2 separate regions of the Mus musculus genome follow, and region 2 is linked to region 1. A link is a loop called in an ENCODE intact Hi-C map of the cell type or tissue named here. Cell type or tissue: heart. All regions are shown on one strand. Each heading gives the region's core, and the rest is flanking DNA. Links, peaks and the distances in the headings are about the cores only.

Evidence for each region. Hi-C counts contacts between places; a loop is a spot of excess contacts. Peaks named below come from ENCODE experiments on the same cell type or tissue, not always from the same donor. Only the 100,000 strongest peaks of a DNase experiment are listed, where the experiment ranks them.
Region 2: it touches region 1 in a loop (4-fold over the local background); 5 of 42 quality-filtered maps call a loop at or near these places.

Annotation. Positions count from the first base shown.
Region 1 is chr14:31,517,885-31,520,793 of GRCm38, reverse strand. No RefSeq gene overlaps it. Among named protein-coding and RNA genes, the nearest start is that of Eaf1, 24 kb to the right of the region's middle. In heart, for the core only: a CTCF peak has its summit at 1,540 (motif pointing left); no DNase peak of the experiment used is centred there.
Region 2 is chr14:31,568,078-31,570,986 of GRCm38, reverse strand. All of the region lies in intron 1 of Colq (collagen-like tail subunit (single strand of homotrimer) of asymmetric acetylcholinesterase), which reads left to right. Among named protein-coding and RNA genes, the nearest start is that of Colq, 7.9 kb to the left of the region's middle. In heart, for the core only: no CTCF peak of the experiment used is centred there; a DNase peak (open chromatin) is centred at 1,526; H3K27ac peaks cover 1,188 bases.

The DNA of each region.
Region 1 (2,909 bases), core at 243-2,742:
CAGTGAGACCTTGTTTCATAAATGAAAAAATAAAAAAGGACATGACTACTTCTAGGTATGCAGAGAAGAAGGTTTTTTTTTGTTGTTTTGTTTTGTTTTATTTCGTAGATAAAAGGGAGAGCATAGCCAGAGGCAGACACATCTGGGACAATCCAGAGTGAATGTGGCCAAACTGAGCTGGGCCAGATTGGGGGGAGGGGGAAGGATAGGGAAGCCACCCACCAATAGCCCTGGCCTTGGCCAGGAGACTGGCCGAAGGGGTAAAGGGTAGACCAAAGACCAGGCAACCAAAATGACTGCATTACCTAGGAAAGGGTTGCTGGGGGAAGTTTAGGGTAAGGGGTAGGGTATGCTAAGTATACCTGGGGATGCTGGGAGAACCTATCAGCCAGGTATGCTTTGATATGTTAAATAGTCAACACAGCAGCTTGTCCTAGGCTTGAGACCTAACACCCACTCCACTGAGCTACGGAGGGAGTGAGTCCACTTTGCCTTTATCTTAGCGGCTCCCATCTGAGGGTCCACTCAAGGGAAATAGCAATGGTTCTGTCCCACCTCTCCTAACTTTTGTGGAGTCATTTATGACACTTTGTCTTGCAAGGCCCTGATGTCTCCAATTTCCCAAGGTGCAACTGGGAACAGTAGGTGAGGCAGGAGTGAGTGAAAAGTGGGGGTTGGGGCAGGGCTTTAAATATGCATCCATTACATCTCTGAAGTCTAGGCTTCCTCCTTTTGAATGGAAGAGGGCCTGCCTTGACCAATAGAATACTATGACTTCCTCAGGTAAGGTCATAGGTCATAAATAGGTCATAGATAGGTCATGGGTCAGAATATATCCAGAGGGAGCCACTTCTTCCCTCTGTGCAAAGATGGCTGTGCAAAGCCATGTCGGCCCAGTGCCTGATGGTCCCAGATATTCACCAATGCCTCCTAGCCTTTTCATCCAGGTGCCAGACAGGTGAATGACGCCACAAAAGAAGACCTGCCCAGCCAAATGTGATCCCAAACCTTAGTCAAAGAATTCCATGGTATAAAGTGGTTGTTTCATCTACTAAATTTTGGGTGGCTTGTTAAGGTAATTGGAATCTGGAATACCATTGGGATAAGGAAGATGTCATAGCTTCAATTATCAACTTGACACACCTGGAAAGAGGGAGCCTCAATTAAGGAATTGGCTCTATCAGATTGGCCTGTGGGCATGTCTGTGAGGGAATTTTCTTGATTGCTAACTAGCATGGGAGGACCCAGCCCACTGTAGGTAATGGTTCTCCTGAGCAGCTGGCCCTCACCCATGTGAGAAGTCAGCTGAGGCAACCAGAGGGAGGGAGAAGTGTTCCTCCGTGCTTACTGCTTCAAGCTCCTGCTGTGAGTTTCTCTCCTGGCTTCCCTGGGTGATGGACTTTAACCCATAAGCCAAACAATCCTTTTCCTGCATCAAGTTTCTTTTAGAAAAGAGGAGGGAAAGGAAGCAAACTACAGATCAGAGGGGTGTGTGTGTGTGGAAATGACCAACAGGAGCTGCTCACTTGCAGTTGGTGCCCTCTGCAGGAACCAGAAGTTAGTATCTTGGAAACTTTGCTCCTACTGGGATTTCCTATCTGAGAGTCCGATACACAACGGCAAATCCCCACAGGCTTTGGAGACCTATTATCCTCTATTTTCAACCATAGTGGAGAAATGGGGTCTGTAGCCATGGCAGACGGATCCTTTTAACAGTCCTCTCCATGTCTGCACTCTTTCCAAGAGTAGACTGTAAAAGCCAGCGTTAACCTGCAAGCCCCACTTGTCCAAGGACAGGTAACAGGAACGCTGGGGGATGTGGTGCTTTGGAAATAACAAGCCAGATGCTTTTGCTCGCCTAGATAAGTTTGTTTGCACTAGATGTGCTTGATTGGCTGTGAATGGTGAATGTAAAGAAGAAAGGAAAGGAAAGGACATGACTGCCCCTAGGTATGGTGGAAGAGAAAGTTCATTGAAGATATAAGGGAGAGCATAGCCACAAGCAGGCATATCTGGGAGAGTTCACTGTGGTCATAGCTCTGAGCTAGGAGAGGGGGAGGGGGAAGGAGAGGGGAGAGAGGGCAATCAGTACAACATCCAAGAGGCCGGAAGAGGGTGGGTAACCAGAATAATTGGATTATAAGGGAAGGGCAGCTGAGGGAAGGGAAGCCTCTGGCCTGGAGGAGTTTAAGGTAGGGGGCAGAGTATGCCAGTCATAATCTGTAACAGGTCAGGACTGAAAAATACTGGGAGCACCTGGCAGCCAGGTCCACTTTGATCTGTTAAATAGGCACACCTCAGCCATTTATCCTCGGGTTTGAGAGTTAAAAGGCGGGAAATATGTCAGGATATATGCCTGTCCCTGATTGGACCTAATGGGAAATGCACTGGCCCTATTGCCTTTTTAGACCTCTTCAAAATATGACTCCTCACCTTTTCCTGGGAACCCCAGAATGGACTTGGCCAGAGTCCATTAATTAAAGTTCGATTCAAAATTTTTCTCAAAATTGAGAAACTGTTTTTTCCTCTCACTATTTTCAGGTTTAACAATTGGAGGCCCCACGGAGATGGACCACCCAAATTTGGTTGAAACTGGGCTCTTCATTGTGGGTCTATGCTTTTATTCTGTAAACATCCCAGGTGAACAGCTGGACTTGAAAGGAAAACAGCAAGCATTTTTCTTTCCCCCACCCCCAGGAAGTTTCTAAATTTTGCTTCTGGGGGATCCTGCTCTGGAAACATAAGGGCTCTAATGAGGCCCTACAATCTTTTGTCCAGGGCAAAGGGAGACACACTTTGGTCCACTGGTTGTTTCAGGTTAACTGAGAGCTCATCCAGAGCCACAGGTGTTTTTCTCTTCTGACCTACCTTGGAGCCCTGAGGACACCCCGGTGAGGTGAGGATCTGAA
Region 2 (2,909 bases), core at 277-2,776, 50 kb before region 1:
AGATCTAAGCTGTGCTTCTCAGATTCTTTGGTTCCCAGCTTTCTCTCCTGTGTCCACACACAGCCATGCTACATATCGCTTCTCAAGCCCCCTTATCAGTCTGTTGTGTTTGTTTGTGGTGTGAATCCAGGGGCTTGTACATTTTAGGCAAGCACTTTAACATGGAGCGACATCCCCAGCCTCTGCCTGGCTCTTAGAAGGACACTTGCGATTACATTTAGGAACCCAGATAAGCCAGGATTGTTTCCTCATTTTAAGTGTCTTAGTTACCCACAATGCCCCATTCACACAGAAGATAGCATTTACAACCACCAAAGCTCAGCTCTAGATACCAATAGGAGCCGTTTGGTGGACCACACTTACCTCATGCTTTGTTTAGATGCTATGGGATTTGAAGCAGACAGGAGTGTGGCTACCAGCAGTTCATCAGATCTCAAAAAACCCCAAAGAGACCACCAGGAACCACAACTCTGATGCAAGTACATGAGAGTCTTTATTCAGGCTGTTGAGCCTGGGCCACAAACCTTTCTGATGATGGAGCAAGATAGGAGGGCAGCCCCCAGGTCTAGGGGAAAGGGGTTTACACAGGAAAAAAACACAGGTGGGGGTTTCCAAGCCTCGGTGTTACATGAGAGGGTAAAGGAGCACTGGCCTTTAAGCTAACTGGTTTACAGCACCTGGTTAAATGGCAGGGAGGGAGCACACATCAAAAGGGAGCACCTGGACCTGGGAACGACTTAGGTTTTCTTAGCCCACTCTGGTGTTATCAGCCAGCTGCAGATGCTTGTCTATTTTGCAACTGCCAGGGACATTTCATGCTTTTTCTCAGACCTCAAGGGTGGGGCCCATGCCTCTCTCAGGGCAAGTTAACTTAGAATGGAGTCTTAAAAGCAAAATGGAGTTTATTCTGCTACCTCAGTCTCTTCACCGTGAAGAAAATGAAACTTGATGTCCCTGTGAGGTGTTTTCCTGAACTAGTCACCACATGGGTCACTGGGTTTCAATACTACTGGGCATCCCAGGAAGACAGGGATCTGGGATAGTTACAAGCCAAGTCTTGGGGACCAAGCTTTCTCTTCTCCTGTGACATCAGGAGTAACACTTCCAACACTCTGCTCCCTGGGGTTTCGGTTTTTATAGTGGTGTGACTATAGGCTAATTGCTCTCATGGGGCTAAAAGGATCTAAGCCACAAACACTTGGTCAGGATTGAGGAGGATTGTTGTGAACATTTCAGTGCCGGTCACTACCATTTGTTGCACCCAACCAAAAACTGAAATAACTTTTTGCTTAAAACACTTAGTGAATTAAAGCAAGAAGTTCATATTTCTACCACTTTTTGTTTGCAAACTAGGCCTTAAGGAAAGCTGGTGCTGGGCAGCTAATCAGGCAAGAAGGCTCTCCTTCCCTAGTGACGGGCTTCCCCTGATGTCTTAAAAATATACCCTGGCACTTGTCCATGTGTGAGCCCCAGGCATTTCCCGATTCACATCCATGCTCATCTCCCCATGGCAACCAATGAAAACATGGGGGGAGCTGCTTGTTTGAGAGCTGGGAACAGCTGAAGGAAGCTGGTGGCTGGTGTGGTCTTTCAGTCAACTGCTGGGATAAGGACTGAAAAGAGGAAAGAGCATGAATGAACCGCGCAAGCCCCTCCCTTTCCGGCCTCCCCCTTCTGCCTCCCCGTTTGGACTTCCCTGCACCCTCCTCTGCTCATCCCTCAGCTGTCTTCTTTTGAAGAGTTTGGGAACCCCCCCCCCCATCAGCTGTCTTCTTGCTTCAGGGACTTCCCTCTGGGACTCGTGCTCCTGGGAGGCCTGCCCAACTTCAGGCAGAGGGTAAAACTCAGAGATAGGTGACCACAGCCATCCTACTTACAGAAACCTGCGTACTCAACTGGAGCACCCCTGTTGGGTCTACCCTAGTTCAGACCAGCGGTGAACGTGTGCCTTATGTGAAGAGCCTGCAGGGTTTCACTGTCGGGAGAGGTCAAAGCTGGTTGGTGTACCACTTTGTGTCCATACAGGGCCAATCTTCCACCAGCATCTTTATTAGGGTAGATCTCATGGCGGTCCCTAGAAGCTTCCAGATGCCCCATGATCAGACAGAAACCAAAGTCTCAACATGGAGAGCTAATGTTTGGAGGGGTAAAGACTCCGGGATCTGGAAGGCAGCAGGGCCTTGTGAGAACCATATTGGGTTGGCTGACATACTCCCTCACTAGTGGGATTTCTGTGGGAAGCAGCAGTAAACTGCCTGAGTTGGCTCAAGGAGAGAGTCAGGCCCAGTGGATGAAGTAATGGACAGTTCTCAGAGGAGGCAAGAATGGCCAATGAATATATGGAAAAATGTTCCACATCCTTAGCCATCAGGGACAAGCTAATCAAAGCTGCGCTGATTCTTTCATCCTAGTCAGAATGGCTGTCCTGGGATAACAAGCTGGGCATGGTGACCTGCCCCTGTGATCCAGCACCAGGGAGGCTGAGGCAGGAGGACTGCAATGAATTGGAGGCCAACCTGGGCTACAGACTGAGACCTTACCTCAAAGAACTGAAAAGGAAAAGGAAGCAAATGCTGCCACGGGTCGGGCGGGGGGGGGGGGGGGTGGAATCCTACATACAGGTGGCAGCAAAGCAAAACTCATGAAGCTTTGGACAGTGTGGAGAGCTTCAGCAAACAGGAGAGAGCCACTGTGCGGCCCGGCTGCACCACTCCTGAGCCCACCCAGAAGGACTCCGTGTCAGCGCTCTTCAGAGATGCCAGCACACCCGTGTTTATTATAGCCCTAGTCACAGAGGCCAAGATATGGAAGCTGGCTAGATGTCCATCTACAGATGCAAGGATAAGGAAAAGGTGGCGGGTAAACACAGTGGGGTGTTTCCTCAGCTGCAAAGAACAAAATTACACCAT